Regions from separate parts of the Mus musculus genome. Here region 1 is linked to region 2. The links are chromatin loops, found by intact Hi-C in ENCODE. Cell type or tissue: heart. All regions are shown on one strand. Links, peaks and the distances in the headings refer to the core of each region. The heading gives the core; the rest is flanking DNA. Region 1 holds the start of Tpbgl (trophoblast glycoprotein-like). Region 2 overlaps Xrra1 (X-ray radiation resistance associated 1).

Evidence for each region. Peaks named below come from ENCODE experiments on the same cell type or tissue, not always from the same donor. Only the 100,000 strongest peaks of a DNase experiment are listed, where the experiment ranks them.
Region 1: a loop joins it to region 2, with 5 times the contacts of the local background. A loop is called at or near these places in 24 of 42 quality-filtered maps.

Annotation. Positions count from the first base shown.
Region 1 is chr7:99,617,512-99,633,877 of GRCm38, reverse strand. It overlaps Tpbgl (trophoblast glycoprotein-like), which reads left to right and starts at 6,775. Exons shown (of 1, transcript NM_001195529.1): 1 at 6,775-9,811. The coding sequence starts at 7,230. The coding sequence ends at 8,384. In heart, for the core only: a CTCF peak has its summit at 7,976 (motif pointing left); DNase peaks (open chromatin) are centred at 6,897 and 7,907; H3K4me3 peaks cover 2,156 bases; H3K27ac peaks cover 620 bases; H3K27me3 peaks cover 7,933 bases.
Region 2 is chr7:99,870,112-99,886,477 of GRCm38, reverse strand. Xrra1 (X-ray radiation resistance associated 1) reads right to left here. Exons shown (of 19, transcript NM_001164258.1): 4 at 15,021-15,196; 5 at 11,252-11,323; 6 at 10,188-10,260; 7 at 7,011-7,108; 8 at 342-475. Gm38405 (a long non-coding RNA gene) reads left to right here. Exons shown (of 6, transcript XR_003946657.1): 5 at 10,879-11,372; 6 at 13,194-13,218. It also overlaps a transcript of Spcs2 not described here. Among named protein-coding and RNA genes, the nearest start is that of Xrra1, 19 kb to the right of the region's middle. In heart, for the core only: a CTCF peak has its summit at 9,906 (motif pointing right); a DNase peak (open chromatin) is centred at 9,957; H3K27me3 peaks cover 656 bases.

The DNA.
Region 1 (16,366 bases), core at 4,128-12,127, 250 kb after region 2:
TGTTATTTGCAGCCTGATTAGGGTTCATCTGACTCACGCTGTTGTTGGGGTGGCCAGTTATTACACATCTCTATCACTGAATATCATTTTGCATTGAGCAGTCCAGGCCAGTGATCTCTCTAAGAAGTCGGGTGGCAGGGACACTAAGATATGGTAGGATCCCACCCATAAGGAGTAGCCTCGTTCTAAACAATCATTAGGAAAATAAATAGTAGAGGATGGTGGTGAGGATGTGGGGAAAGAGGGCTGCCTATTTTCTGCTAACAGGGATGTAAATGGTACACCCACTATGGAAGTGAGTGTGAGGTTCCTCAAAAAACAAGGGAAAGAACTAACATGATCCAATTGTAACAGCCCTGAGGGTCTACCCAGAGGACTCTAAGTCAGAATATCACAGACATATGTGTTCATTCGTGCTCACAGGGAGGCATTCACAGCAGCCAGGTAAAGTATCTAGCCTAGATGTCCATCTACTCATGAACTGATAAGGACCATATAATAAAAATTCACAGTGACATTTATTCAGCTCTAAAGAAGAGTCAATGATGACAGTCACAGAAAACTAGATGTAATTGGAGATCACTGTTAAGTGAAATAAGCCAGATTCAGACAGACAAATATCACATGATCGTTTTTCATATAGGTGTGGGGGTGGGGTGTGCATGTGTGTGCACATGCACTTGTTCAGGTGCCCAAGGAAGCCAAAGGCATTAGCATCCCTGGAACTGGAGTTATAAGAAGCTCTGTGAGCTGTTGGGTGGGGATGCTGGGGACTGAACTCCAGTGTTCTGCTACAGCGGTACTTGTTCCTAAACCTCTGAGCCATCCGTTTCAGCCCCAGAAGTCACATTTAAACACACAAACAAAACTGGACATAGTAGCATCTGCTGGTAACCCCAATGTTGGGGAAGTAGAAACAGGTGGACTCCCAGGGCTGGCTGGCCAGCCAGTTTGGAATCCTTGGTGAGTTCCAGGCCAGCAAGAGACAATGTCTCTAAAAATGAGTGGACAGTGTCTGAGGAATGAAACTTCAAGTTGTTCTCTGGGTTTCACATGCACATGTACACACACACACACAAACACAGAGAGAGACAGTGAGACACAGAGAGACACAGAGAGAGACGGAGAGGGGGGAAGGAGGGAGAAGAGGGAGGGAGAGGGAGATGGAGACAGGCAGTCAAATGCACACAGAGATACAGAGAGAGGAGAGAGAGAGAGAGAGAGAGGTAAGAGAAAGAGAGGTGAGAGAGAGAGAGGAAGAGGGAGAGAGACAGGGAGAGAGAGAATATACCCTTCACATTTGCACGTACACTCACAATAGAGACAGAAAAAAGAGCAATAATCAGGATGAAGGAATTTAGTACCATGGACAGATCAACAGTCTGCGCTGGAGGACAGCTCCTTGAAAGATCCCTTTGAATTACTGCTGGGTAGCGTGTTACAGCTGAGGTCCCGTGAGCATCTGCAGTTGGGTATATTACCTAGGATCTGATTGGTCTCAGGGGATTCAGCTGAGGTGGCTCACTTCTGATCCCAGCTCTGCGTTTTTACACATAGCAAATCCAGGGAAATCAGCGGGCTGGAGGCTAAGCATTTGCTAACTCTCCTGCTTGCACCACAGTTACTGACGTGCCATTATCCCAAAGAAGTAAAGTGGTCAAACCAAAGTCATGTGAGAAGGCACAACATGGGAGCGTAGACCAGAGTGGTAGGATGCATTTGGGGAACTGGGAACGGCCTCCCACAGCCTTGCTGTGGTTAGCTCCCATCATCCCTAACTAACACCACAAAAGTCTGTGCTCTGCTTCCCAGACACTGTACCCTACGGCTCTCCAAGGCTGCGGTTCTAAGAACTCAGCGTTTTGATATCAAGACTCTATGGTTTTGAAAATAGGAAGACAATAGAGCTGAGGAAGCGCGCAAAGGCCGAACAGAGGCTAAGGAAGTCCTGCAAAGGGGGGCCCCACCCAGACCTTTGCCCCATCTCCTGTCTGGATCATGTAAATGGCACCAACAACATGTCTAGAATTAGAAAACCTGGAATGTAGCCCCTGGAGCATGGAAATGTAGTCCTTGGGTCATGACTCGTCTGAGATGACCCCAAGCATAACTTTCAAATAAAAACCATGTATGTGTGGGAAGGGACAGGCACGTGAATGCAGATACTCCAAGAACATCATTTTTATTTGTGATTTTTTTTTCTCAAAGCTGAAAGTTGAATCCAGGTGTGTGCCTGGTGTGTGCCTGGTGTGTGCTAGGCAACACCCACACTCCCAGTCACTCACACAGAGCTCTAAACCAGCCAGTGCTCTCTCACTGACAGCAGTTACCAAGCCCTGCTTTCTGAGTGACACAGATGATCAGCAAAGCCAGAACTGAGCCCACTGGTTTCCGTAACTGGGATCCTGGCCCCCTGTGGCTGAGGAAGAGGGGTTGATGTCAGCTCCTCCAGCTGCACCCATAGCTGCTGAGACCCTGCTTGAGTTCCAATAGAACCAAGGCTCAAATGGACTCCTGCTCTCAGCCTTCACTTTTACCTGGAAAAAAAGAAAAGAAAAGAAAAGAAAAGAAAAGAAAAGAAAAGAAAAGAAAAGAAAAGAGGGTAGAGGAGGGGAAGGAAAAGAAGGGTCTCATCTCTGTACTTCCTCTTTCCCACCCTCTCCTGACTCTGACTCAATGGTGCCCTGCACCAACCACTGCCTGTGCCTGAGGGTCAGTGGTCCTGCCCCCTAGCTCTTCCCAGAAGAGTGATGGAGAAATATGGGGTCTCTACAAGGAAAGGAGGCCTGAAGCAGCACGGAAACCCATGGCATCCTACCGCTGTAGAGGGACTAGTTGCAACCCACTAGCCAAACCACCTTGTAGCACAGGAGAGGAACTGAGAGACAGTGGCCTGCTCAGTCATAGCCCAGCAGTATACCATAACCAAATCCCTACCCTTTGCTAAACATATGGGCTCAAAAGCCAGCCTGAAGTGCCTGTGTAGGCCACCAAATCCCGGACAGAGGGGTAGCAGAATCATCTTTGTCAGTGGAGCACGGGTGGAAGAGGGAGGAGGGAGAAGAGCTCTTCCTCTTCCCCAAGACTCAGCCCACTCATTTATATTAGCCTTCCCCAGAGGCAGGCCACAGAGTGGAGGAGGGTATTAAATATCAGAGAGTTATTTAAAAGCCAATTGCCTGCCCCTCCCAAGCAGAGTATGGATGGCCTCTGCTGACTCAACGGAGAAAATGAATCTCGGGCCTATGGATTTTCCTGTGTCTCCTGGCAGTGGGGGAGGAGGGAGGCTGTGATCACAGAGTGATGGATGGGGGAGGGCCACAGTGAAGTTTCCCATCCAGGGCAGCACAAGGAGAGGACCTGGGCCTCCCCACTGTCATCACACCAGGCTGCTGGGTTGCACCTTCATCTGCCTCAAAGAAAGATAGACAGAGAGTCACCTGAAAAGGACTCCTCCAAACACACACACACACACATACACACACAAATGCACACACGCACACAGAGACAGGGAGACAGAGAGAGAGAGAGAGAGAGAGAGAGAGAGAGAGAGAGAGAGAGAGAGAGAGCAAGAGCATTTATAGTTGCTTTCACTGTATGACTGAGCAAGTTAAGGCCTTAACTGCCATGGAGTCAAGTTCAAGGCCACATATAAAGGTGGCGGCACAGATAGGAATGAGTTATATCTTATTTTCATGCCTAAGTATCTAAAAAGTCTAGGACTAAGAGGCCCTCTATCCATATACACTCTTCTTTCTTTTTTCAGATAGGAAAACTGAGGTCTGAAAACAGAGCCTTGCTCAAGAATTTCAGTGATCTTTAAGCATCTCTGAGGAGCTGGTGCCTGCTGAGTGAGGGGATACTGTTGGGTGACCCCAAAGAAGTTACCAACCTCCCTGTGTGCCAAGGTGCAATGGAGTGTAGAGTAAGCAGGGTCTTTTCAAGAAGAAAAAAGGCCTAAGTGAAAACTCTGAGCACAGGAAGGAGAATCATCTTGCAAGGCTCAGAGAGTGGCCCTGAGATCTAGTAGGATATGAATCTCAAGAACAGAAATCCAAGCTAGGCATAATGGTACTCTCCTTTAATCCTAGAACTTGAGAGGCAGAGACCAGCAGATCTCTGTGGGTTCACGGCCAGCCTGGTCTACATAGTGAGTTCCAGGCCAGCCATAGCTATATAGCAACACCGTGTCTCAAAACAGAAACAAACAAACCAAAACCCTGAAGCATGGTCCAGGCACACAGCAGCCAGTTAGTCTGCCTGGATGTGATGCAGTGCCTGCCTAGCTCTCAGCTCATGGAAAGGGCCAGCTCACCACCCACAGGCTCCCAGTCACACTGCTGAGGGAGGAATCCTGGGGCCCAGAGGACTATTATGGCAAAGAATCTTTGGAAACCTGAGCTCCAAACCTGGCTGGGAGGAAGCACTTAACCATCCAAGTGAGGGGCTCCGGGTACAGTTATAGATGAAGGATCCTCCGCAAGCTGGCCTCAAGCCAGACTTTCAGGGAAGGTTCATTCCCTGGCTCCTTCTCCATGCTGGGCCCTGAGTTGTGTCCTGACAACACAGGCATCAGATTGATCCAGAGTCCCCAGTACTAATGGTTAAAAAGCCCAAGAGAGTTGTAGTACGCTGGTCATTAAACGGAGCTCCAAACAAAGACAGGAAAACACCATTGCAAAGGAGACAAATAGTCAAAGAGCAGATACTTCCATTGACTGAGTCAGGGAGCAAACACAGCCTCAGCATCAAACAGACAGACATTTATTGAAATACCTACTGGACATAATACACTGGCAACTCCCGAAGGGAGAGAGCCCTTCTTCCAGAGAACACAACAATTCCCTCATTCATACAACACAGAGAACACGACTCCCCTTGCCTAATGATGTCCGTTCTTCTTAAGCTTCTCTTCCCCAGCTGAGGTGTTTAACACCAGTCAATGAAAGCTGCCTGCAACTATGTAACCCCTCTCCCTCGGAGAAGGCAGTCAGCAGCAATGAGAAGGCAGCCACCATGAAAACCGGAGAGGGAGTTTTGGCCTTGGCAGTGGTCTACACTTCCGTAGGGACTGGAGGCAGGTCTCCATGCAGTTAAGTGGGGGAAGCAGGCTGTTCTGGTCACTCATGATTTGAGCACTTGTGCTGTATGAGAAAAGGTACCTGTGACCTCCAAAGGCCAAGGACATAGTCCAGAGCAGGAGAGGGCCCCGTCTGTACGCATTCACTTTCACAAGAGTCTGCAAGCTGCCCCTCTAAGGCTGCAGTTGAACCTGTGTTGGCCCAGTGAGTGAACACTCAAGCACTTTGGTATGCTTCTGACTCTATGGACACATACCAGGTTACACTCAAAGCCGCTATGTACACAGGCACGAATGTGCCTGCATGTGTCTATGTGAGACACATTTGTTTGGAACTGCTGTGTGCAAGCCTCCCGTGCACATGCATGCACATCCAAGTAAGAATAAATTTGATAGACCACACATGGGCATGTGTAAGTCTGTTTGTGTAAAGTTTGCCTTTTTGTGTAGAGGCACACGTGTGTAAACTCAGGTGGCCATGTATACAGACATGTCCAGCTCTAAAAGCTACTACTGTCATCTGCTAGCATCTGGAGGTTATCATGGAGACAGGACTAGGTCAATATGAGCTGAGGGAGTCCAGCAAGATCACCAGCCTGGTCCTTAGTGTTGGTATTTGCCTGAGACCCAGGGAATGCAGGATATGCCTCAGAAAGTGGTTTCAATTTGCTGGTCGATCTTCTAAATGCAACTTCAGGGAAGAAACCAACCAGTAGTCTTCAGTTCAGGAGAAAGAGACTGACTGATGCTTATGGGGAGGAGGGGAGCCTCTATCCCAACCAGCTCTGCCAAGTAAGATACTCGAATGGCCTGCAGATCAAATGTCAGCTTCTCCAACCTGAATAATTCATGCCAAGACCAGGAATGCTCCCTCCTCTGGAGTCTGTCTCTTTAAATCAGGTCTTGAGCTTCTCAATTCTGGAGGAAAAAAAAAGTAAATAAGTAAAACCCAGAAAGAAAGAAAAACAAAACAAAACAAAACAAGCCTATTAACAGCTCAGCCCCCACCTCAGCCCTGGATTTTACCACACCCCCACCCTCCACTACAAAATCAGTTCCTGATTTTCCTGCTCCTAGAGCCCTCTCCCCAACCGGCACACCACTCAATATTGACTGGTAGGGCAATTTGGAGGGGAAGGGGCACAGTATCCTGGCAGTACTCAGTGCTGGGGCGGGGTGGGCAAGCAAAGAGCTGAATCACTCCACCCACCGCTCCCTGAGCCTAGGAGGGGCCCAGCCTGAAAGGTGGAACCAATGGGAGTGGTCTTGGCAGAGGCAGAGCAGCCTGAATTAGGGCGCGGGAGATGTGGGGACAGAGGGTGTTTTAGAACATAGAAGAGGGTCGATAAAAGACTGGACACACAGGACCTGCAGAGTTTTAGACACAGCCTAAGGGAACTGGGTTCGCAAAGGAGACATCCAAGGCTAGGGATTTTCCAGGCTCGCTCCCTTAGCACAGCTCCTTTCCTTGACTACAAGAAGAGTAACTTTGTCAGCCCACCCCTCAGCCCTGCCTCCTTTTCTAGGGACAGCTCTAAACTCTCCCACCTTCTCTGGGTGCACAGATCCACCTGCCAGGTCAGCCCTGAGGGCCCCGCCCCACGTGTGCTTCGGAGGGAGGAGGAAAGAAGCTGCCTAAACGAAGGGGGTGGGGAAAGAAGCAAGTCAGAGCTTGGGGAGCCAAACTTCTCAGCAGCTCGTGAACTAGAGAGCAGGGGAGCAAGAGAGCGCAGCGGCCCTAAGCCTGCATCTCCGGAGCCTCCCACCCCGCCTCCCTTGCGAGGAGGTGCGGAGACTCCGCTGGGGGCGGAGGAGGCGGCCAGGAGGCGGGGAGGGGGAGGCAAACCCTGCCCACTCGGCTCGGAGCCCGGAACAGCCGCGGAAGTCGGAGGCCGGAGCGCAGGGCGACGAGGGCAGCGAGGGCGGGGGGCTCCGCTCCCCGCCTGACCCCTGTAGCCCCCAGCCATCAAAGTGAAGGCTCCTCGGACTTTACAAGCTGGAGGACGGACCGGTCGGAACTGTCAGCTGCTCCGGGTCAAGGTCTAGCCCACAGCCACCTTCCCGTGCCACCCCCATCCCATCATCTCCAAACGCTCCCAATTCACTGGTGAGCGCTGCGGGCCGGGGGCTGGATGCGGGGACGGCCGCGATGGCCCCGCGCGCGGGACAGCGGGGGCTCTGGAGCCCGCTGCCAGGGCTGCTGCTCTTGGCGGCGGCGCTGAGCCGGCCCGCCGCGCCCTGTCCCTTCCAGTGTTACTGCTTCGGCAGCCCCCGGTTAATGTTGCGCTGCGCGTCGGGCGCGGAGCTCCGGCAGCCGCCCCGGGACGTGCCACCCGACGCGCGCAACCTCACCATCGTGGGCGCCAACCTGACCGTGCTGCGCGCCGCAGCCTTCGCGGGAGGGGGCGAGGGGGCGACGGACGGCGTGCGCCTACCGCTCCTTACCGCGCTGCGCCTCACACACAACAACATCGAGGTAGTAGAGGACGGTGCCTTCGACGGGTTGCCCAGCCTGGCGGCACTCGACCTAAGCCACAACCCGCTACGCGCCCTGGGCTACCGCGCCTTTCGCGGGCTGCCTGCGCTGCGCTCACTACAGCTCAATCACGCGCTGGCTCGAGGCAGCCCCGGGATGCTGGATGCACTGGACGCCGCTCTGGCCCCCCTGGCCGAGCTTCGCCTGCTGGGCTTGGTAGGCAACGCGCTGAGCCGCCTGCCACTCGCCGCGCTGCGCCTGCCCCGCCTGGAGCAGCTGGATGCGCGTGTCAACGCGCTGGCCGGCCTGGGCCCGGACGAGCTGAGCGCGCTTGAGCGCGATGGCGACCTGCCCCAGCCGCGCCTGCTGCTGGCGGACAACCCACTGAGCTGTGGGTGCACCTCGCGCCCCCTGCTGGCCTGGCTGCACAACGCCACCGAGCGCGTACCCGACGCGCGCCGCCTGCGCTGCGCTTCCCCGCGCGTACTGTTGGACCGGCCTCTGATAGACCTGGACGAGGCGCGACTAGGTTGCTCCGACGGCGATGCACACGAGAGCGGGGAAGGGATAGACGTCGCCGGCCCGGAGTTGGAAGCCTCTTACGTCTTCTTCGGGCTGGTGCTGGCACTCATCGGCCTCATCTTCCTCATGGTGCTCTACCTAAACCGCCGCGGCATCCAACGCTGGATGCACAATTTGCGCGAGGCCTGCAGAGATCAGATGGAGGGCTACCACTACCGCTACGAGCAGGATGCAGACCCACGCCGCGCGCCTGCTCCGGCCGCCCCTGCCGGCTCCCGGGCCACTTCTCCAGGCTCGGGTCTCTGAGCATCACCTCCCTAGTGGGAGGCTGTTCCTATCAGCTGATGACTTTACTTGGGCCATGCAGCCTTTCTCTGCCTGGCCTGGGCCCCGGAGATAACACACTTACGAGTTTGGATCTCTGAGACCTTTGGATCAATCGTAGTATCTCTCCCATACAGAAATTCCAAGGTGTACTCTTTCCCTGGCCTTAGAGTTTCCAGATCAAAAACCCAGAAATCTGTTTTCAGAAACAAATCCTGCCTGCCGGTCCTTACTGGACCATTGAAATTGAAATTCCTTCTCCCTGTCCAGGCTCACCCAAAGATCCTGCTCTTCCATTTTGAAATCTCTAGCACTTTCTCCACCTTTCTATATGCTTTAAGCCAGACACCCTGGCTAGATTGCACTGACCCCTGCTCCAGGGTAGAAGACCTCAGTCCCTTTCTCAGAGTTCTGGGGGGAGGGGGGGTCTACCCTTCTGGTCTCTTTGGAAGGTTTTTATGAAGTTTGAGCTTTTTGTCCCACCTCAGAACTCTGGGCTCTCCATCATGTAACCCAAATCTGAAGGCTTTCAGTGGTCTCCTCTAATCTGATTTGCTTCATACCCTGGTTCTAGCTCAGGCCCTTCCATTCCTTGCTCTTGGCTGGGTTTCAGCTCCGGCCTTGTCTCTTTCATGCCAGGGGCAAGGAAGGCTTGGTGTAGAATCCAAGCCTTAGCCTTTCTGTTGCGGCTCTAATGTCCCAACAGAGTTTGTCCTCCATCTAAAAGTCAGCTCTTCACCCCAGTCACTTTCATGCCCTGGCCCAAGTCTTAGGCTCTCAGTCCCCTTGACATCCATCGCTGGCACTTTTACCATTCATTGACCAGGGGCCAGAGAGGGCTCTTCCCCCATGGTGGGGTGCTACCCACTGCCCTCCTAGGAGATGTTCTCCCATCCTGCAGGACAAGTAAAAGCACCCCCATAGCATATAGGCAGACTTGAGGGAGGAAGGGAGCAGGTGGGGTGAGCAGGGTCTCCAATCCAGGGCCACTGGTCTGTCTGGAAACGTGAGGCTTGGAGCTGCTGCCCATCTGTGCTCTGTGCTTCACCATCCACACGGTCCTCCCCTGGGAACTCCTTGCTACCACCTCTCATGCCTTCTGGAAGGGGATGGAGTCTGACCTCTTGTCTCAGTCTCAGTGGAAAGCTTTCCTGGTCAAGGTCATGGCCTCAGTGCCCTGCCTTCTGCATGATCCCAAAGCACAATGGTGAGTGAGGGGGAACTGCCTCCCTGCCTCTCACCCTAAGTCAGGCAGAATGGCAGGCCTGTGCTGCCTCTGCACAGGAAGGTCTTCCTCCTCTGTATATCGGCTTGAGGCCCGCTGTCCCCATCCTCAACTGAGAAATCTGGACCTCCCTTGGGCTGTTTTCTATAAAGTCTGCAATAATCTCCGATGCTCTCTGCTCTTGTAAGTGGTTCTGTGTTTGTCCTACTGACCTTGGGGCATTGGTGGGCGTGAAAGGTGACAAGAGGTGGCCATTTGGGGCAGTGGCCCTTATGCACTCTCTGGAGATGTGGGAAAAAGAAACAGGCTGTGAGTACACATAGCAAGACTGAGGCTAGACACAGGGGGTGGGGGTGCTCTCCGTCATTCTCCAGCCTGCTTTTTAATGGTCTGAAACGGGCTTATCCACAGCCAGCATGAGATCTTATGCTTGCTTTACACCCTCTATCCTTTATGTGGGGTGGGTCACTGAAAGGGAGAAAGAAAGACTGACGAACCTAGCCTCAGATGAGCCTCTTGGGAAGGAGGACAGCTATAAAGGAGAGGCATTTTATTGGGGTGAAACTGTCTAAGGGGCCATTGGCTGCTGTGGACCTATCTGCTTGCTAGTGCCTCCTGTGCCAGGCTGTGCATTTTTGTTTTGTTTTGTTTGGGTTTTTGTGTTTGTTTGTTTGTTTGTTTTTGCCAGAGTGGGGCAGGGGCAGTGGCCCCCTAATAAAGGTGATTTGGGGAGACAGGCTTTAGGCTGAAGGATGGTGCTCACCTTTGACCTCGGTATTCCTAGTGTTGGTTGCTGAGGGTCTCAGAGCCCTAGAACCATGGGGCAGAATTCCGGCATGTGTTTTAGAAGTTCAGAGTCACATATGTCTAGAATGTGTGGCTTCTAACCACTGAAAGGGCCGTCCTAGTGCCATGGAAAGCCTCTGTTGTCTTCAGTGGGACACAGTGAGCTGTCTCCTTGCCTTCCCCTCCCGAGTAGATGCTGTATCTGTTCTCCACCCCCACCATTTTTCGTGAGCATCTGTCAGTGACCATCAGCATGTACCCTGTCCATCCTCTAGGAGAGAATGGTGATGGTCTTATGCAGGTTAGAAAACTACCTCTCAACAGATCACAGTACTAAAAGAGTAGCCTCTAATTACGTAGTCTCTGACTGCAGTGAATTCTGACAAATAAAACGTGCTGCTGGCTGTGGGGTCACTACCAGCAAACAAGTGGACCTTTTATGTACTGCTACTTTTGATTCTCTGCAAAGTCCTAAGAACTTAGTTTTACTGAGCCACAAAATATCAACAGATTTTTAAAAAAAAATCAATTGAAGGCCTACAGTATATGAAGTGGGGTTTTGCCTTTGTGACTTTTATGGACAGCATTAGAACCTAGCTCTGGTCTGCTATGCAATCTTCCAGTCCATATCCGCAGTCTTCCTCCTCTGCAAATCTAGCCGTTCATTTAGCCTATACTTAATACAGCTCTGCCAGTCCCAAGGAGGCTAATGACCCAGAGCGGAGACATTTGATCAAGGTCTAGGAAAAAAGAGATCGCAGGAAACTTTGAGAGCCAGAGAAAGAGCCCCTGACCTAGCCTAAAAGGATTGCATAGATGAAGTAGCATTTGAGCTGAGTTGGGGTTTATTCTATTTGGTTTCTGCAATCCTGGAGGGTCAAATCCAGATACTTACAATTACTGTACCACTGAGCTACATCCTCAAGCCCTTGGTTTGTGTTTTGTTTGGTTGGTTTTCATACAGGGTCTTGCTATGTAGCCCAAACTGCCCTTGAATTTAAGACCCTACAGTCTTATCCTCCCTAGTACTGTAACTCCAGGAATGGGCCACCTTGACCTGATACCATTCACTGAGCCTAAAGCCTCTCCCAGAAGCTGCTATGAGTGAGGAGTGGGCAGAGGCCCAGGGTATGGGGACAGCACGGATGGAGTGATAGGGAAGAAGCCATCTCTGGGATGTCCCTTTACAGAGTAGGTAGGGCAGTGAGCAGGCAGGGATGGGGGAATGTGGGTGTAACTGTCAGAGTGTGGTAGACATGAACCCGCTGCGCACTTGGAGAGACGTGGCAGCCTTCCCAGGCTGCTGTGACCCGTAAGCAGTGCGAAATTGCCTTTCAAAAAGTTCTCTATGAGAAGCCTTTCGTGTCGGTGACCCTGAGCCTACGGGTGCCCTCAGATCTGGAATGAGAGCCGGAGACGGCCAGGCATGAGCCTGAGGACAGAGTCTGAGGACTCTGAATCCGAACTAAGCACTTCTCTTCCCGGTCACTTGAACCCTTGGACCAAAATATTGGGTGAGTTTTCACTGTGCCGAGAATGCTGCTGACCTGACCGCTCTCTTTCTAGCCCAGGCTGACACTGTCCGGTAGACTCCCTTGCTTCTCTGCAGCTTCATCTTCCTTCCATTGAGGCCGAGCTGGCCTTTGATCTCTGAAGACGTGCACTCACTGAAGCCCATCTCCGTCTTTCATTAAACCAGCCTGGCAGATGCTTAGCCCTAATTTACTGGCCTGGACTTCCCCAGGCCCTGAGAAGTGCGTGGGGGGGGGGGGTGTGGGGGGGAGTTAACAATGCTGTGCTCTGAACTCCTCCTCCCTCCTCCGTGAGTCCACCCGTTTCCTTCAGCATCCTACTGGGCAGCTTTTCCAGGGGGTACTGATAAGTGGCTTGCAACTCTCTCTTCCTTGGATGGGTGTGGAGATGGAAGCTCAGTTTACTCGAGTGGAGCCTAACCCATTCAGGTTCCAGACTACACCACAGCTACCCTGTCGCTGGTCTGCCCTGAGTGTGGGTACTTGCCAGGATCATCATCTCTGAACTCAGCATCCTCTTATTCCTACGATACTGGTTCCGGAAGCCAAGCTGAACCATGAAGGCCTAGAGAGGAAAAAAGAAAGCCCATGGTTGGAGCGGGGGTAGGGCCAGGAGAAGGACGCGGAACACACACACACACCACCTGCAGCAGCTTCAAATAAGTTGCTGGAGTTCTGACCTGGTTTCTTGGAGGTAGCAGCTGTGCTGGGGGCTATGTCTTCCATGAGAGAAGCAGGGGGCTGATTCTGGACGCCTGAGCTCAAGGCCCCGACTTTCCTTCCACCCTCCTGCATCTGCTCTGCTGGCACCCGCTGAGCACAGGGCTCATATGAAAAAACCAAATCTTATTGCTGTCCCAAGTCCAGATGGTGCCATACAGGGTCACTGTGATTGTAGCCATTCGTGCACATAATGTTAGGGAAGGTCCTGAGTTGACCATTTAAACTGGGAAAGTTTGATGTAAAAGGACTCACTATCAAATAATCACAAGGGAGAAATTAAAAATAATAACAGTTATATGGAAATCCAGGCACGGTGGCACACGCCTGTAACCCTGGCTATTGGGAGACAAAGCAAGAGAACTACCACAAGTTTGAGGACATCCTAGGCCAGAATGAGACCTCAAACAACCACAACAGTGGGGGCTGGAGAGGTGGCTCCGTAGCTGAGCTCATTTGCTGCTCTTGTAGAGAACCAGAGTTTGTATCCCAGCACCCAGGGCAGGTGCTCACGACAGTTCCAAGGACCTAGCACCCTTGTGTGACTCCTCAGACACCCACATATTCATGCATATGCATGCAAATGGGCACAGCAGACATATAAATAACATTCAAAAAGTTTTCCAATTAAATCTCAAAGGAAGAGGAGGAAGAGGGAGAGGGAGAGGAGGAGGAAGAGGAGGAAGAGGAGGCTGAAGAAATGACTCGAGGGTTAAGAGCACTTACTGTTCTTCCAGTGATACCAGTTTGGTTCCCAGAACCTACATTGGGGTCACAACTGCCTATAACTCCAGATCCAGGGGATCTGACACCATCTTCTGGTCTCAAAACCTCCTGTACATACACATACAGACAAACACAAAAATAAAAACTTAAAATGTTTATTTCATTTTTTAAATAAGCAGGCTAAATAGGTAGAGTGCTTTTCCTAGCATGCACAAAGCCCTGGCTTTGGTCCCCCAAACTGCATAAGTGGGACAGAGCAGTACATGCCTAGAAGTCCAGTGTTTGAGAGATGGAGGAAAAAAGATCAGAAATTCAAGTAGGAAGTAGGAGGTTCAAGGTCACCCTGGGGTACATGTAACCCTGGTTTTAAAATAGATTATACAGACACAAGTGTGTGTGTGTGTGTGTGTGTGTGTGTGTGTGTGTGTGTGTGTGTGTGTTTGTGTGTGTGTGTGTGTGTGTGTGTGTGTGTGTGTGTGTGTGAGAGAGAGAGAGAGAGAGAGAGAGAGAGAGAGAGAGAGAGAGGACTGTGTAGGCTCAGGCTTCCGACCCAGTGACTTTTGACAAGGTATCAGGAGGGAGGGAAAGTGCTGAGTGCTGGTCTGGACCAGATAGTCTCCAAGAGCTGAATAACCAGTGCCCTCCCTTTCTTGATCTCTGGCCATGACAGCTCCTCCTCACATCTTAGTGATGCTGCCAGTTGTCCCCCTCCAATAGCAAAGCACCATCTTCCCAGCATAGCACTGGGATTGTCCCAGTGATGTGCATCTGGACCCTCACCTGTACTGGCCACTTTTCTTGCCCTTGTCAACATCAGAACAGGGGCAGAACTGTCTGCCTTTCAGGTCTGCATCCTAGTACATAGAAAATATTTTCAAAACTCCCCTGATCTCAGTCCTACCCCCACAGATACACAAATTCAGAGGGAAAGGTATCACACAGGGCACTCTGACCTCCCTTTCTGTGCTTCTCTAGACTCCCAAAACCTCCCACCTCATTAAACTGCAATTGCAGTGATATAAGATGCCTGGGTGGCCGGTTCCTCCCTACTCTTCCTCAAAGTGAATAAACTTGGTGCAGATGCCTGTGGTTCTGGCTCCTAGGAGGCAGAGGTAGGAGGATCAGGAGTTCAAGGCCAACCTCAGCTATTCCAAGACCAACCTGAGCAACAGAAGACCCTGACTCTAAACCAAACTTTTAGAATGTGACCCTGCAAGACATAATTTAGACTTGACTTCTTCATGTCATCTTTTCAGTATGGTTTAGTTTTCTGGCCCTATTTTGAATGCTTTTTCAGGGTCCTGTCTAGACAGAGCCTTCCCTAGCTTTGCAGCGTGAGTTCTTCATTTGGACCTGCCAATGCACCCATTGGCAGAGGTGTAGCAGAGGTACCCGCTTTCTCCTTTCTTTGCATGCAGGCGCCATCTGCTGGTGGAGATAGCACAATTTTTCTTTTCTTTTCTTTTCTTTTCTTTTCTTTTCTTTTCTTTTCTTTTCTTTTCTTTTTCCAGTCCATGTCTATCCATGGGTGTATTGAGGCACCCAGTAAGTGTGGGAAGCTAAGGGTACTCTTTTAAGTAAAACAGAGGAAATAAGATGTGGTGTCCTTTAACCTGTTACCTTGATGGCAGTTCTATGGCACAGATACTATCCCTGCCTCACAGATAGGGAGCCGAGGTCACAAAGAGATGAATAGCATGCCCAAGGTCCTATGGCCAATGAGCTTAGGACCCAGACAGTGAGCTGCCTGGACTGTAATCAAGATGCTTCTTAGGAGAGAAGTAAGGAATAGAGAATGGCATCCTTTGAATGACATAGCCACAGAAGGACCTTCTGAACAACCAGCTGAGAAAGACCAACCCAGGAAGAAGCAGCCAGTGCCAAGGGACCCAGACCAAAATTTCCAGTATCCACTGGAGGCAAATCCTGGCCTAAGCACCTCTCCAGTATGTCCTCTTCACCACCACTGCCCCTAACTTTGCATGGCTCAATGGGATCTTGCCCTGCCTCCCTCCCGACCTCCTGCCTGCAGCGCCCCCTCTGTTCCATGCTTCACACTACAGCCAGACTGATGGGAACACACTAACAGGATCCTTCCCACTCCACTACAGCTAACCAACTCTCTTCTGAATGGAGACCACACTCTTTGGATTGATTGCCTGTAACACTCTAGTCCAATTCTCTGCCAGCTCTCCCAGCTTACAGGTCCAGGTTGTATCACTCTGAGCATCCTCCTGATGTCCCAGGAATACCCACAACCCCTCCACACACATCTACCCACTTCCTATCCTTCAACACTCAGACTTCCCTTCCTCCTGGAAGCCTGTCTGATCCATGTCTCAGCCACCTCAGCAGAGCATGAAAACCTTCCTTAGCTTGGCATGCTTAATAAATGTCAAAGCCAGCAGCAGCAAGTCTAAACTTTGGTCCGATCCCCTGTGAATGTATGAGCAATTGGAGGAGGAAGCCTAGCACAAGCCCAGCAGTTAGTGTAGACCAATAAACTATTGTTTGTAGTAATTAACTACTAATTATTCTGCCTGCCTACCTTTTCTCCTCCTCCTCCTCCTCCTCCTCCTCCTCCTCCTCCTCCTCCTCCTCCTCCTCCTCCTCCTCTATTGTTCTTTTGGAGGCAGGATTTCCCTATGCAACCAAGACTAGACTTTTCTGTCCTGGTCTCCTGAGTACCAAGATTATGAGCGTGTGTACTGCTGTGCCTGGCTTCTTTTATTTTTCTTTCATGTTGAAATTTAGACAGTTAAAAATCCACCCTTTGGGGGCATATGGGTTCTTGAAGAGATATGGAACAGGTCACGATCTACTAAAAGTCACCCTCCTGACACCTCCTCACAGTCAGCTTTCACACAGTTCCAGCAAGCACTGGTCCTGTTTCCCTCTCCACCGAGGCCCATTTACCCACATGCTTAAGCAGAACATAGATAGGCCCTTTTAAACTTACTTTGTCCATAATTCAT
Region 2 (16,366 bases), core at 5,199-13,198:
AAGCCTGCCCCATCATGCCCAGCTCCAATCTCCCTTAAACCGAGATTTGGATCAAGTGTTTTTGACTCTAGAGGCAGGGCTTCTCACACAGGTCGCTCATTTTCCAAGGCCCAGCTCCTAGGCCACTTCCTCTCTTCTCTGACCATCAGGTGAACACACAGGAAAGCATCCATTGGAGAGATTTCCTGGGAGGATAAGTAGGCAACATTCTCGCACTGGGCAATCAAAGCCCGTCTTTCCAGAACTCCCCAGAAGAGCTGCTCTGAGCTATTCCTCTGATGTCAGGACCCAGACATGTCCTGGGGGGACACACGGGACAAACTCAAAGATGTAGAACTTACTGTTCTTTGACAGCCATGTTAGGTGGCAGAGAGGTGAGCCCATTGCCTGTGAGGAGCAGCACACGGAGATGTGGCAGAATCCCCAGATCACAGATGGCCTCCTCAGTCAGGCTGTTGAAGGAAAGGTCCAAGAACTACCATGCAAAACAAAAGATGGGATAACAGAAACAATGTATGACAATGATGCCCAAACTGGAGGGGGGAGTTGGCTCTGCCCCCTTCCCTCCTCACTTCCAGGTCCCCCTCACCCACAGGATAGCTTCTTGGGTTTGGCATTCACAGCCTGTTGGAGTCAGGCTCACTTCTCTTTGTCCTAGCTGCCACTGTGCATCTTTTCCCAGACTCCTCCCTCCTCCCTGCCTGTCCCGCCAGTCACTCTCTGCATGTTTCCACTAGAACAATGCCCCTCTCTGAGCACTGGAATCCCAGCCCCAAAAGGCCATCTCAAAGCTGCCTTAGAAAATATTCCCCAAATCTTGGCCAGGTGGACTATCCCCCTCCCCTGGCTTTATCTGCTTTATTTAAACTATCCTAGGATATTTGTCTAAGTCTGCAGGATCTTGAGATATCTGGAGATGTATAAGAAACAAGTGTGCCGTGTACTTTGTCTGGCACACAGTGGAGGGTTGGATTGTAAGCCCTTTGATGTCAGGAATCATATCACTGCAGCACAGCAGCTGTATAACTGAGCACAGGCCCTGGCACAAACAGACACGCATGAAAGTGAACTGAAATGAATTAGCTTAAGGAAACAGTGACTCCAAATGGTCACCCCACCATCATTTGCTGCTGCCCCCTTCTTCTGCTGCCCCCTTCTGCTGTGTAGTCATTGTCATCATCTCTCCTCCTCATCCTCTTCCTCGTCCTCTTCTTCCTCTTCCTCCTCCTTTTCCTCTTCCTCCTCCTCTTTCTTTCTTCACCACCACCACCACCATCATCATCACCACTACCATTTCTTCATCCATTGCCTCCATACTAAAGGCTTATTTTGTTCTTGCCCTCTGGGAAGTCCCAGTTTTCTTTGGCCACAAACTATGTCCGTCCGCTAAGAAGGGATGCTGCTGGACTCTCTGCCTTTATCAGAGAAGCACCTTTTAAAGTGGACAGAGGTTAATACTGAGACTCACAACTGATCCAAGTGCAGAGAATAAGTGACTGTGTAGTGCTCGGCCCTAAATGGGACAGCCACGTCCCCTCCTGCAAGGCTCAGGAGCCATCACAGAAGAGGGGTGGAAAGATTTTTAAGAAACAAAGGTTGTGGAGGAATGCAGGTGAAACTGTCTTCTGGAGAGCCATGGATGGTGCATTCCTGACATCACGGTAGTCATGGTTACTGGAACAGGACTGGGCTCATCAACATCTAATCAGAGAAGAAGGAAAGGCTCATGGGGCCCCCGCCTGTCTCTGAAAGACCACTGGTAGCTATAGTGGCAGGGGCAGGGTGTCACTTTCTTCAGTGGTGATACATTGTCCATGTTCTGGTGAATAACTTCCCACCTATGCTCATGCAGGCAACCCAGAGGGTCTCCCACACAAAGGTCAGAAAAGCAGGAGGGGGTCTTGGGAAGAAGGGTTTTGGCAGGAAAGGAAAGAGGTGGAAACAGGGTACTAGGAGTGGAGAGGATTAAAGTTCATTATATACATACATGAAACAGTCAAGAGATGAGTAAAATGTAAAAGACAGAAGTGATACTGCCTAGATAGATGTCTACACACACACAAGCCACAAATAACAATCAGGTCTGCCAGAGCGTCTCCGCAGGCTTCACAGAGAGGCAGCATGTGAGCCATCCCCAGACCAAACTGTTAAAGAGGCAGGAGTCAGGAGGTAGCTGGCTTGTTCTGAGGACAGCAAAGGGTCTGGGTATCAGGGACGCTTGTGACACAGGAGAGGTTTGATGAGACTGGCCAGGACGTGAAAGGTTCCAAGCACTGGGAGGAAAGACAGGGCTTGAGGTGCACAGAGCAGAGCCATCTCTCTCACTTGGCTGGAACAAGAAGAGGGGCAAGGCCTGGAAAAAACACAGGCAAACATGGGGAAATCCCTGTGTCTCATACTTGTATGTGGACGGCCAAGATCTATGATTTTACCTCCCCCCTTTGTGTCTGTCACATTCCTGCCAACCTATTCCTCAGACAGCAGCTGGACACATGGCCCTGACCACAGTATGCTCCAACTTAAAACTTGGTGGTTCCTATTCCATAAGATAGTTTTAGCTCCTTTGCAAGGTGTCCTAAGCCACCTCTTCAGGCTCACACAGCACTACCGAGTCTTAGCCCTCACTCTCCACCTATCCACACTGAGCTGATTCAATGGTATTCAAGCTCAAGAGTTGGTGAACCAAGGCCAGCAAGCAAATCTAGCCTGATGCTCCTTCGTGGCTAATGAGCTACCAATGATTCTTACACTTAAAAAATATGAGACCAGGATATTAGTGTGTGTGTTTAATCCCAGATCTCAGTGAGTTGAAGCCAGCCTAGTCTATGGAGTGAGTTTCAGGACAGCCAGGACTACACAGAGAAACCCTGTCTCAAAATAAATTAGTTAAAAAAGGAATAGTGTACCCCAATTGACAATGAGAAGTTCACATTTCAACATCTTGTTTGTTTGCTTCCTGTCTGAAGCCATCTAGGAGAGGCCAAGGCTAGTAGGTGACTTTCCTGGAAGTGGCCCACATTTTCTTTTTTCTTTTCTTTTCTCTTCTTTTCTTCCTCCTTTCCTCCTCCTCCCCTCCCCTGCCTTTCCTCCCCCTCCCCTCCCCCTTCCTCCCCCTCCCCTCCCTCTCCCCTCCTCCTTTCCTCTCCCTGCCCTCCCTCTCCCCTCCCCTCCCTCTCCCCTCTTCCTTTCCTCTCCCTTCCCCCTCTCTTCCCCCTCCCCTCCCCCTCCTTCTCCTTTTCCTTCTTCTTCTGGCATGTGATGGGCAAGGTCTGAGAGGCAAGGTCCCAAAAGACTTCATCTCAGGATTGCCTCTTGCAACCAATATGCCTTTCTTGCCACTATTATACAGCCTAAGGATTCCTGGGCATTGTCATACCCTATTGAGCAAATTTCCTGCAGATCTACATAAAGATGAACTTTCATGAATTAATGTTGTTTGGATGAATTAATGATTTTATAGAACTCCTCATTTGATTCAAGTAATTTTAGGAAGAAAGATTTTAAAGACAATTTTAGTTGTTTCACCAGAAAGATATAATAAAGTTAGACTCAAGAATAGAATGTGTACATTCCTCATAGAATAGTAAGGAAAGGCTGCATAATAAGAAATACAATGGGCATTCATAATTACATTACAAAGAGAAATACACTTGGAACAAATCTGTGATCAAGAAAAATTCTAGGGGCTGGTGAGATGGCTCAGCAGGTAAGAGCACCCGACTGCTTTTCTGAAGGTCCAGAGTTCAAATCCCAGCAACCACATGGTGGCTCACAACCATCGTAACGAGATCTGACTCCCTCTTCTGGAGTGTCTGAAGACAGCTACAGTGTACTTACATATAATAAATAATAAATCTTTTAAAAAAAAATTCTAGGTCAGATCCAAGGATGACACCACAGGTGTGAGCCATGATAAAGCAAGGCCATGTGAAACTGTTGCTTTGGACTTATAATGAGCTTAAAGAATGAAACACTATTTTGAATTTACTATGAACATCCTTCTGTAATTCCCCTTTTGTGCAACATTTATCTGTGAGGTACTTTTCTAAGAACTTCTGTCTATAAAAAGGTCAGAGAAAAGAAATAAAGTGTGGCTTGATGGGCCTCTGCCCCATCCATTCCACCAAATATATATGCCTATTTGTCTATACGTACATGTGTAGGTCTGTGTGTATGTATATAAGCATGAATAAGCACTGTACAGTTGATTGAGACAGGTGGTCAGGCCTGTCCAGTGTGTGTGTGTGTGTGTGTGTGTGTGTGTGTGTGTGTGCACGTGTGTGTGTGTGTGCATATGTGCATGTGTATGAGTTATTTGTGTATCTGTGCATATTTGCCAGTGTAAAGGATTATAATTCTTTTCTTTTCTTTTCTCTCTGGTTCATGAAGAGTTCTAAACCTCTCACCTGGCTATGGAGAGGTCCTTGAGCCAGAGAGGAAAGAAACCAGCACTTATCAGCACAAATAGTAAGAAAGTTACAGAGTAAGAGACATATTGTGTTATTAAAGCACAAATAATAAAATTATAATGCCAGAGGTTATCAGTCTTTAGCCTTCATCAGGTCCTGCTTAGTGCCATTTCCCTAAAGGCTGGGGCAGGCCTCAGCAGTCTCTGTACTTTTACTGTCTGCAGTTCTTTCCTCTCACAGAAGGACGACTACTTGTGACAGCCACAACTAATAATGAGCATATGGACCCAAAGTTTTACATACTTAGTTTCTTGTTTTTTACACACACACACACACACACAAATCTTATTCTGGCTGCTTTGACTATTTAATGTTGGATCCAAATTTGCTTTCCATGAGGAGTAGCTCAAAGAAATAAACAATTGTAGGATCGTAGGTTGCAGAATGTTAGAGCCAGCCCAGATTTTACAGTGGGAGAAACTTTATCCTCAGGGCAAGGTATTTGGATGAGGCCTAGAGCCAGCAGAAGGCAAGCAGAACACAGGCAAGAAAGCATGCCTTCTGGCTGCTGGGGCTGGGGTCCTGCTCAACGGTTTTCAGGTTTGTAAACACAAAATCAAATCACAGCAAAGCTAAGTTTTCCAAAACTGACTCTGGAAGAATTCCACTCTGGGCTGCTCCCCTTGGGGCAGGCTCTCTGACAGACAAGGACAGAAGATTCCTAGCCTGGCTGCTGTATCTGGTTGAGCCACATTGAGTTTTATTACACATCAAAGTATTCATTACTGTGAGATGCAAATTCAGGATATTTGACATGTTTATCTTTTCCCCTAAGGAGCCCTTGCAAATCACAGAGAGACGAGAACAAATGACTAGTCCAGAGATTTCCTCTTCTCATTTATATGCTGCATCCTAAAATGAGTCTGGTTTCTTTGTAGACAAATTCCTTTGGACAAGGCTGGGTTTGTAGGATAAATAATCTTCATCAGATGTAATCAGAGTATAAAGTGGGTCATGCACAAAATCAATCATGATTAACATTAGATGCCAAGCTAGTTACTCGTAGGGTCAAAGTGTGTGATCATATCCCTCTGGTTGGCCACTGGTACCTGTGTTGTGTTTTGGGTATTTGGAAGGAGGAAGACAAGGTTCAAGGCACAATTTGCAACTCTTGTGTGCTCAGACTGTTCTCTGAAAAAGTCAAAGAACAACGGAGTCCCTAGGTGGCACCTGGACCCAGAGGGTGGGGAAATGGCTCTCTGGATCTCTCATGTCTAGGATCTACTTCCCACTGTCAACACCAAAATACAAGATGGAAAGATGCTTTAACATAGCTCCAAGCTGCATCAGTCATTTCCACTGGGTTTTACTGGACTTTGAGAGTTTGTATACTGAATAATATGTCTGAGGACCAATTTATGACCCAAGTCAGAGCAAACTGTTGTCATCTTCAGTGTGACTTGAAAAGTCACATGGAGAGAAGTCAGTATTGCATTCAACACAGAATGCTTTCAGAGTGTGAAGACATACCTACCATCTTGAGCTGATGCCCATTTCAGTATGTTAAAAGTGTTTCCAAACTCTGGCATATAAAGGCCATCGACTCTTTGAAAAGGTCAGTCTCCCGAAACAAGTAAAGGGAGGCCCATAGAAGCATGGCTGACCTTTGATGCTTGCAGATTTAAGCTACTAAAGCTAAGCACACGTAGACATGTTGCTAAGGTGTGAATGAAAGTACTTTACTATAAGGCCAGCACACAGGGAAGGACACACTACTCAGGGAGAGAGTGAGCCTGGCCAGGGGCTGAGCCCCACTTCCAGCACTATTCCCCAATTCTTGTGTGCAGTGACTCTCAGGTAGTGACAAAGCCTTCATTCCCTTGTTAAAAAAAAAGTGGCCCTTGAGCCTTTATCAAAGTCAAAAGAGGTAAGAAAGTATGAGGCTATGCAAGGCAGACTTTCTGTATTTTCTATCCCAAGGTTCTGAGAACTAGAGATGTGCATGGGGTGTGCCCGCGCCTCTAGTGTGCTGTTGAATCCACGGGGGCCTTGTGTGCCCATCCTCATCTTCAGGTCAAGGGACTACCCCAGTCCGCTGGGACCAACCTCGCTTACTGAGGTCAGGGTATGCTTTGGTATTGGTCCACATAGTCTCTAGCTCACTGCACCCTGCTTTAAAGCTGGATTCAAGCTCTCTAAACACCTAAGGAGATATATCTCCCATGAAACTCTTCCTCCTATGATACTCCGTTTAAACTCACTTTTCTATAGATTCCTCTGAATATGAATGACCCTTGGCACTTACATTCCAGGGTCATACACCTTGGCCATAATTACCTGTCTGCCATCAGTACCACTAACACTATTACCTTCACCACCATCACCACCACCATCCTCCTCCTCATCATCATTATCATTGTCATCATCATCATCACCACCACCACCATCACCACCATCTTCTCCAGAGGCCAGAAGCAAGAAGCAAGAGCCTAGCAGTGAAGGCCCAGAGAACCTTTGTCCAAAGTCATAATCTGTCGAGATGCCTATACTCATTCTTACAGGGGAACAGGTAGGATCAAAAACTTCCTACCTCCAACTTACTTCCAATGTCTTGAAGTCTCCATATTTCACGTAGACCATCTTGATGCCATTGAACGCAAGCTCCAGTTCCTTTAGAACTGGAAATGTGTGAAAGACATCTACATGGAAACGGGGGGGGGGGGAGAGAAAGAGAATAAGAGAGGATCTTGAGCTTGGAAAGGCTTACAGAGGAAGATGCTAATGATCATTCACTGAGCTTCCAGCTGTGGGCGATGCTTTATGTTGCAGACCTCAGATCTCTAACCATAAGGTTGGAGAGATGGTTTGGAGGTTAAGAGAATTCCCTGCTCTTGCAGAGTATAGTTCAGTTCCCAGCGTCCACCCTGGGTGGCTTCCAACTGCCTGTTACTTCATCTCTAGGGGATTCCAAGAAAAATTTAAACCTCTAGCTACTTCACTAACAAGAATCCATTCATCCTATCACTGAGGAAATGACATCTCTGGAAGGCTAAGTGACTTATTTGAAATAAGGTGGCTGGTAACTGGGAAAACTAAGGCTCGAATGTTAAGTCTGTTCAAATGGAAGGCCTGTCCATTTAAAACTGATATATATTATTTTCTCTTCCCAATCCAGGGGCCAACCTAAGGGTCTTGTGCATGCTAGGCAAACTCTCTACCACTGAGCCACACTCCTAGATAACCTCTGATTAGAGATGCTAACATGCTTACCCCAAATAGTCAAACATCACGGGGAAAAATGTTCCTTTAATCCCAACATTTAGTGTCAACTGTTCAAAATTTTATGTATATACCTAATATTTTTCTCATGTATGTATTGAAATACAGTTTTCTTCTTATAAAAACAGAATACATGCTGTACAGTGGCTTTTCTCCTTTCACAGTTTGATGTGAAGATTATTCCAGGTTAAACTTGTCCAGCATCTTAGTTATCTTTCTAGTATAGACATGCACTCGCTTTTCCTGTTGGTAGTGTGTAACCTATGTGGGAGGGAGGTAATCAAGGACTCCTTCTTGCATGACAACTGGATCTTAGATTCACTTTCTAGGCCTGTTTCCCTGGTAACCTAAAGCACATGCTATGGTAACTGTGTTACTAGGCAACTATTGCTTGTGGTAAAAATGACTGCAGAGTGGAAAATTATGTCTGGACCAGGAGAAGGTATAAATTATAAATGCCCGAAGGGGGTGCTTCTCTTTAAGTGGTGACTCCTAGAATCAGACATGTCCTTCATGGGTATTCTGTAATATAGACCTATGGAATGGCACATTGGTTCCTGTGTTGATGAGATTTCCAAACAAGGGTGATCCCTGCATTTACCCAATGAGAGTTTCTGTCCAGCACCCAGGGTGACTCTTGGCTAGTGGACAACCCTGCAAGAGAGTCAACCATGGGAACTCCACTGTAGGACTCCTGAAATCCTACAGGAACACAATGTAGAATCACTTAGAAGCTTCTAAGTGAACCTGGTGTACTATGTAGCCTACAAGAGCTTGAGAGTCAGGAGGCTCAGTAAGGTCAAATAAGACACTGACTGGGGGAATTCCCTTGGGTAAGTCTCTTTCTGTGGAATATATTCCTAGAAACAGAACTACTAAAGGCAGTGACTATCTCAACTTTTAAAAGATTTATTTATTTACTTATTTATTATATGTATATGTTCCTGTGTGACACTGTGTGCAGTAAGTATGTGCAGAAGCCAATGAAAGTGAGAAGAGGTCACTGGATCCTCTGGAACTGGAGTTACAGGTGGCTGTGAGTGGCCCCCATGGGTGCTAGAAATTGAACCCAGGTCCTCTGCAAGAGCAGCAAATACTCTTAACAGCTGAGCCAGATCTCCAGCCTCATCTTAAATTTTAAGAGACATTGCCAAATTTCCTTTAAGGACTCACACAACTTTCTTATATTTGACTTTCACCGAGAGTCTCCCTTGACTACGCAGGGCTGGCTGTGGTTAGCATCTTTCATACTTGCCAATATTTGATGGACATAAAACTGTGTACTGGTGTTATAGGTGGCTGTGAGTGACCCCCATGTTTTTGTCCTTAATGAAGCTGGGCATTTATCAGGCCTTTTGGCCTGTTTATACCAAGGCATTCCTAGCAGAATACACTTTCTTCTAAGGCAAGGATCTTATTAGATGCTTTGATGGACGCTATCCTCCAACTCATTGAAACAAACTCATTGACACACCCCTTCTAGAACTGTCTCTGGGTATCCCCAGCCTCATCCCTGCCCCTGTGATTCCCATCTCTTCCCAGATCACTCTCTCAATCCCCTTCACTCCCCATCTCAAGCTTCATTCCCCTCCCATGGAAAACCCCTCCTCTCTGAGATTCCCTGGTTAAAAGCCTTCCACGCCTCTTCTGTCTAGAGGACTAAGCTCAACTCTCAAAGCCCTTGATAATCAAGCCCTTGCCAGTGCATCTAGCCTCAGTTTTTCTCCCCATGTATGCCTTGTATACAATCTTCCCAACAAGGCAGTATCATTCCACAGCTGCCCTTCAATCCAAAGCACCGATTCCTGAGTCAATTTCTTGTGTGTGTGTGTGTGTGTGTGTGCGCGCGCGCGCACGCGCACATGCAGGTGTCAGAGGACAGTTTTTCAGGAGATGGTTCCCTTCTTCTATCATGTGAGTCTCAGGGATCAAATTCAAGTCACCAAGCTTGGCAGCAGGTGCTTGCAGCCACTCGACCATCTTGCTGGCCCAGTGTATTTATCTTTTGATCCAGTCTCAGGCACTCTTTCCTAGGTTTCCTGACTCACTGGACTGGGTTAAAGTCCCTCTGGGATGCACACCTGGTGTCTCCTGATTTCCCTGTACCAGTACTTATATGTACCCTGCTTTTGATCTGAGTCTGAAACCATCTCTCCTACTAACCATAAGCTCTCCAAAGCAGCAACTGGGCGCCTTTCTCGATAAAGGCCACACAGTCCTGGCACCAGCAGGGGGCACTGTAGATCTGCTGAATTAAGGCTTTCTCTCTCACTGGAGTTTGCAAGGTGGCCTGCCAGGCTGCAGGAGAGGATTATCTGTGTTTGTGGAGAGGAGCTTCAGCTGACAGGGAAACCTTGGTGAGTGACACTTCAGCACCAGAGTCGAGATCTGTGCTCTCTCCAGAGCCATGAGAGTCCAACCTCAGATGGACAGACAGACAGACAGACAGACATATCCTTTGTGGGCCAGGAGGACAGTTTCTAAGAAGAGAAAGCTCACCTAGAGGTAGCAGGTTTTCAGAGGCATTGATATAAATCACAGACGTAAAATGTTTGAAGTCCTTTTCCTTTGCCTGTCAGAAAGCATGCCAGAGAAACACAGGATTAGTTCCCTGCCCGGGAGCCTGCAGAAAAACCAGAGCAGCTGCTAAGAGGACAGATGCCTAAAAGGGACTGAGAGACATTCTTAGTGCAAGAGCAGCCACGTGGGGAGGGCTATGGGGACTTCTCTGTTTTCTTCTACCCTGAAATACTTCAAACATATTGAAACACACGCTGAGTGATACTTTGAAGATGTAGCCACCGTGACCCAGTTTTAAAGACCTGAGTCTGAACTGTCTAAACTTGAAAGAAACTATTAGAAGACATATGGCCTCTATTACCACACCCTCCACAGGTCTCCTCAAACCCTACGCCTTATCCCTGCTCTTAGTTTTTGTGTATATAACATATACACCAATGTTTATGCCCACCAATTATACATAGGGTTATTTACATGCTTTAAGACTTTATATTCATACTATGGTACGAATGTGTCTTTATGCTTGAGAGTATGGCTTTGAGATTTGCATGAGATGTGTATAGCTCTTTGGAGATTAAACTGTGTTGATACACATAGGTCTAATTTGTCCATTTGAATTCCTTGCTTGAGTAAATGACAAGTTATCCTCTTCTGCTGTGTACACATTTAGACTGGCTCAAAACTTCCATCGTTGTAAACAAGGTGCTACACACCTTCGGGCACATCCTTCCTCCGCGTAAGAGTTTCTGTATCCCTACCGTACGGTGAGCTCATGTGATGGGAACTCCACACAAGGAGTTAGTCTCAACCCGTGCCCTCGTCTCAAGAACAGATTCTTCAGGTGAATTTTTCTCATTCACAGAATACCAAATTCATAGCAAGGTTTGTGTATGAATAGTTTCCGCCTGTGTCTGCCCATCTCTTCTCCCTCTTTCTATAAGACTAACTTCTAGTTCCCAGGAACTGTGGAGGTGCCATACACAAAGCAAATCGTCCAGGTCCCCTGACATCTGGCTCAGTCACGTCTTTGATGCTGGCCTCACCTTGGAGAACTTCATGCCGCTCACGTTGATAGTGCAAAGATCTGATGGCTTCCTGGCAGAGTGGTGCTTCAGCTGGAACACAGGACACAAGAGTTGGTCCCCGCGGTCCCAACAGAATGGAGTAAGTGGAGTTATTTCTGTTGAGTGTTTTCTCCCTGGGCACTCTCATGGACTTGCTGTTTGTTTGCGTGTGCATTCATTCAGCCATTCATTCATTCATTCATTCATTCACCAAATACTATCTGAGCACTACTTTGGGCACAGACTGTACTGACTATATTAACAAACTTTTCTTTAACCCAAATTGAACCCCCTTTAATGTAAATAGTGTTTTTTTAAATACTTATTAGTTGTGTTAAAGAGTTTAGCTCTTACTTCCAGTATTACTTTAGTTAAAGAGTTTAGTTCCCCCTTTTAATGAGGTTAAGAGATGAACGGTGCCTTGTCTGAGGCCCTGTAGCTAGAAAATGGTGGATCTATGATTCGGATTCAATCTGTACTTATTAAGCTATGCATCTTTTGCCTGCCCTGTGTCACTGTATACAATGGAAAAGTTAGGGTCAGATATCAGCCTCAGAATATCTCCTAGTTCAGTGCTGCAGAATTCCTTGTCCCAGCTATGATGGCCTGCCCCATATGGTGCCTACTATGAAAAAACTCTACACAGGCTCAGAGAAGACAGTGGGGAAGCAGCAGGTGCCTTCCATACTTTCTCAGAGTGACCATTTAGTGGAAAGGCAAATAGCAAATACTTAGGAATATAATGATTATTTTAAAGGAGAAATTCAAAATCCAGTGGGATGTGGAAACAGGAGGCCTCAACCTCAGTCTTAAAAGGAGGAAAGATTTCTTTGAGGGTGTGATTTTCTAGCTGAGAGCTAAGCTATAGATGATCCTATGCAGTGGGCAGGGAGTACGAAGGCCTCCCAGGCAGGAGAAGGCAAGATATTTTTAGAGAGGGAGCTCTGAGACCATGCGGATCCACACTGGCTCTGAACAAGGGAGTGGATTAAGTAGGGGCTGACAGCAGTTTCATAAAGATCAGCTTGTCTGACCTACTAAGAAACGATAAGAAGACAGAAGAGACCAATGTGCCAGATGTTGTTAACGACATTTCTAGCAAGATCTTTTACCCACTGAGCTATCTCGATGTCCCTAAAGAAAAGCATTCTAATTGGTCTGAACTCGTTAAGAGTTATGTGATTAGAAGGGGTGATAGTAGCTTGGTTCAGAATTGTAGCAGAGGACATGAAAGGAAGTAGGTGTGATGGCTGTTTAATACAAGTTCCAGGACTTGGTAATGTGGGAGTGTCTACAGAGGGCGAGAGGCAAGTGTAAACTATAACTCCTGGTTACTAGCTCAGTGACTGGCTAGTTAGTGCCAATGGAGAGGTAACATTACCCAAAATGATGCATTGGGGATGTGGGGTTAATGGCATAGGTGCAGTAGTACAATCTGAGGTGCCAGTGAACTGACAGGCAACATAGAGATCCCATTGCCCTGAAAAGCATTCTCATTGTTTCCTCTACCCAAAGCAGCAGTGCAGGTAACAAACCATGCCGGTTAATATGGGAACTCACACGGGGACGGTCATTCCCCTCCCCCCCACCCCACCCCCCACACACACATACACACTCAACTGCTGGAAATGCTAGGATGCAAACCCAGGGACATCCAAACACTTCATGATCATCTTAAAAATTAACTTTATTTTATTAACTTTATACCTGGGTGATTGCCTACATATATGTCTGTGCATCACATGTGTGCCTAATATCTGTTGTGATTTGAATATGCTTGGCCCATAGGGAGTGGCACTATTAGGTATAGCCTTGTTGGAGTTGGTGTGGCCTTGTTGGAGAAGGTATGTCATTATTGTGGTGGGCTTTTGAGACCTTCCTCCTAGCTGCCTAGAATAGTCAGTTTTCTGTTTGCCTTCAGAACAACATGTAGAACTCTCAGCTCCTCCAGCACCATGACTGCCTGGATGCTGCCATACTTCCCGCCATGATGATAATGGCCTGAACCTCAGAAGCAGTAAGCCAGCCCCAATTAAATGTTGTCATTTATAAGAGTTGACGTTCCCATGGTGTCTCTTTATGGCAATGGAAACTAAGACACCTGCAGATGTTAGCAGAGGGTTTCAGATTCCCCTGGAGCTGGAGTTACAGATGTTCTAAACTTTCATGTGGGTGCTGGGAGTTGAACCTGAGCACTCTGGAAGAACAGCTATTGTTCTCAACCCCTGAGACATCTCTCCAGCCCTCAAGTCCCTCGTTTAAAATGGTGCAGTGTTTTGTTTGTTTTTAAAAATCCCATGTATACCCTCCTTTATACTTCCAATTATCTCTGAGTTATTGATAATACCAAATACATGTAATATGTATATAGTGGAATAATATGTAAACAGTTGTTATGCCATATGGTTTAGGGACTAGGAATATAGTGGATATGCAGGGTCAGTTGTATTTGAGAATGAGGGGAGAAAGAGTACCATGGAGTGACATGGTCTGCCCTACCTCAGTACTGCTGTTTCCAACCTCTGTACTCCCAGTGAGTGAGGAGCCATCCTAACAGATAAACAAACCCCACAGGCTCCAAAGCTTGTGCTGCTCAGGGAGGTGAGGTGGACCAGGCACTTTCTCTTTCGATCTCTGACACATGAGTCTTAGGACTTACCAGCAGAGTGTGGGAACAAGCAAAGCTGCCAGACTTTATCTCAGGGAGCAATAAGAGCCCATGCTGCCCACTAGTATATATTCACAAAACCCATCTTTCTCTGCAAAGCTACTGAAGCACTGCATAGAACAGATGTGAATCTGCCTGGCTGGTCTCTAACCTACCATCCCAGGTCTCTTCAGAGAGCCTGTCTCAAGCTTGGGGTCCTCCTGCTTCCAGACAAATGCTAAAACCAAAGGACAAAGGCTGTGGAAAAGCGGGACCTCCCTGGTCTCACTGGCTCCTGGAGAAGTCACCACAGAGCAGAGCACAGCACAGCATGGTGCACAGGGCATCTCTCGTTCCTCCACAGTGCTGGCATAGAATCCTCAGTTTACCTTTTATTTCTGAAACACTCTTGCCTTTCCAACTGACATAAGACTTTTCACTTTGTTTGTTTTGTTTTTGTTTTTGTTTTTTCGAGACAGGGTTTCTCTGTGTCGCCCTGGCTGGACTTTTCACTTTGTAAAGTGTCTTTTTTCTCTCTCTCTCTTAGAGCCAGGATCTCACTAAGTAGGTTCACAGAGATTTACTGCCTCTGCCTCCCAGAGTACAGAAATTAAGGGCATGTGCCATCCTGTGTAGCCATTTTACATAATATAAAGGTACAGGTTTTTGAGTCAGTAGATCAGGGTTTTTTATCCCAGTCTGGCCACTCACTCACTGGCTGTATGTGGGGCCTCTTTCCCTGTCTACCAGTGGCAGCAATACAGTAAGGACGGCAATCCTGGGCCTGCCTTGGGCGCAGGATGTATGTAAAGGTTTCACGTGTTAAATGACATCTCCAGGGTGAGTTCATCATGCTGCCATCACTCTCATAGCTTGAAGTCAGGTGAGAGCAGTGGTACCTGGGCAAGACCAGTCCTTGCCCCTGGTCAGACAAAGTAGAGGAGTCCTCATCCCTCTCCCCTCCATCCCCCTCCCCCTTCCCCTTTCCCCCTCCCCCTTCCCCTTTCCCCCTCCCCCTTCCCCCTTCCCCCTCCCCCTCCCCCTCCCCTCCCCTCCCCTTAGATAATGCTGTCAGCTACTTAGGAGTGCCTTTTCTCTCACCAGAAAAGACCGGTCCAAAATGTGTCCAAGAACGTCTGCCTGGCTATCCCTCCGAGATATTTTCTTCAACCCAGTATCGAAAGAAACCTTCTTCTGGCTTTCCTGACCTTCGGTGGATGCCTTAGCTGCACCTTTCTTCATGCTGCCTTTCCGGACCACTATCCAGTGTCCCCGGCCTGTGGGGAAGATTGGAACAGTGAGTAAGGCCAAACGCCTCTGAAAACAAGGATATGAATACAGAATATTTGTCTCTAATGCGTAATTTATCTCTAATTTATCTCCTGAGTACTACACTACCAAGCACTCACTACTGCTGAAGTGTCTGTGCACATGTCTCATTCGAGAGCCTCTAAACTCAGTGAGGCGTATACTATGGATGAACTGGCTTATGATAAAAGAGGGGGATGGCTGCACAATTCCTTCCTCATCTCCCAAGGCTACTGTTCGGTTAAGAGACAGGATCAGATTCTTCCTGTTATGTGATGTCTTCCCTGATCCCTGTCAGCACGAAGGATTAATCTCTCAATGCTAGGCTCGGTGACCTCAATTTTATACATCAGCAAAAAGACTAATATGACTCCTAGGGATGTAACTCTGTTGGCCAAGCGTTTGCCTAGCATACACGGAAACCTCAGTTTCCCCCGCCCCCTCACTACATAAAACTTGTTATAGTGGAGCACACCTGTAATCTCAGTATTCAGAAAGTGGAACTAGGAGGACCCAAGGTCACCCTTGGCTACACAGCAAGTTTAAGGCCAGCCTGGGTTACATGGAACCCTATCTTAAAAATTGAAAAAAACAAAACAAAAAAACAAAATAAGAATATGACGTTCATAGTAAGCCCATTTAAATATCATGATGATGTTCTATAATCTGTTATCTTCCACATTAGCAATTAATCTAACCTTGGAATTAACTATAATCTTTATATTATTTATTTACTCATTTGTTGTCCACATTCCCCTCCCTCCAGAATAGACACTCTTTAACAGCAGGGGCCTTGTCTGACTAACTCATCTTTGAGTCCACACAGCCTGCACAGAGCTCACCACTGTGACCGCTGCTAAACGAATGATGTAGTGAAGCCACATCATCGCCTGCCTAGATGTTTGAGGACATCTACTTTGTGCTGAGAGCTGGGGTCATAGCAATGAACATGACAGAAGCCCTGACCCCTAACAGTTCAATAATATCTGAGGTAGTGTGGAAGCCCAGAGAACCTACCAGCATGAGATAGCTCTACTAGGCTGAAGGAATTCCAGCTTAGTAGATGGATGAGGATTGAAACTAAGGCAGTGTAGGCATAGGGAAGAACAACAAATACCCAGACGTATGAAGGCCAGGAT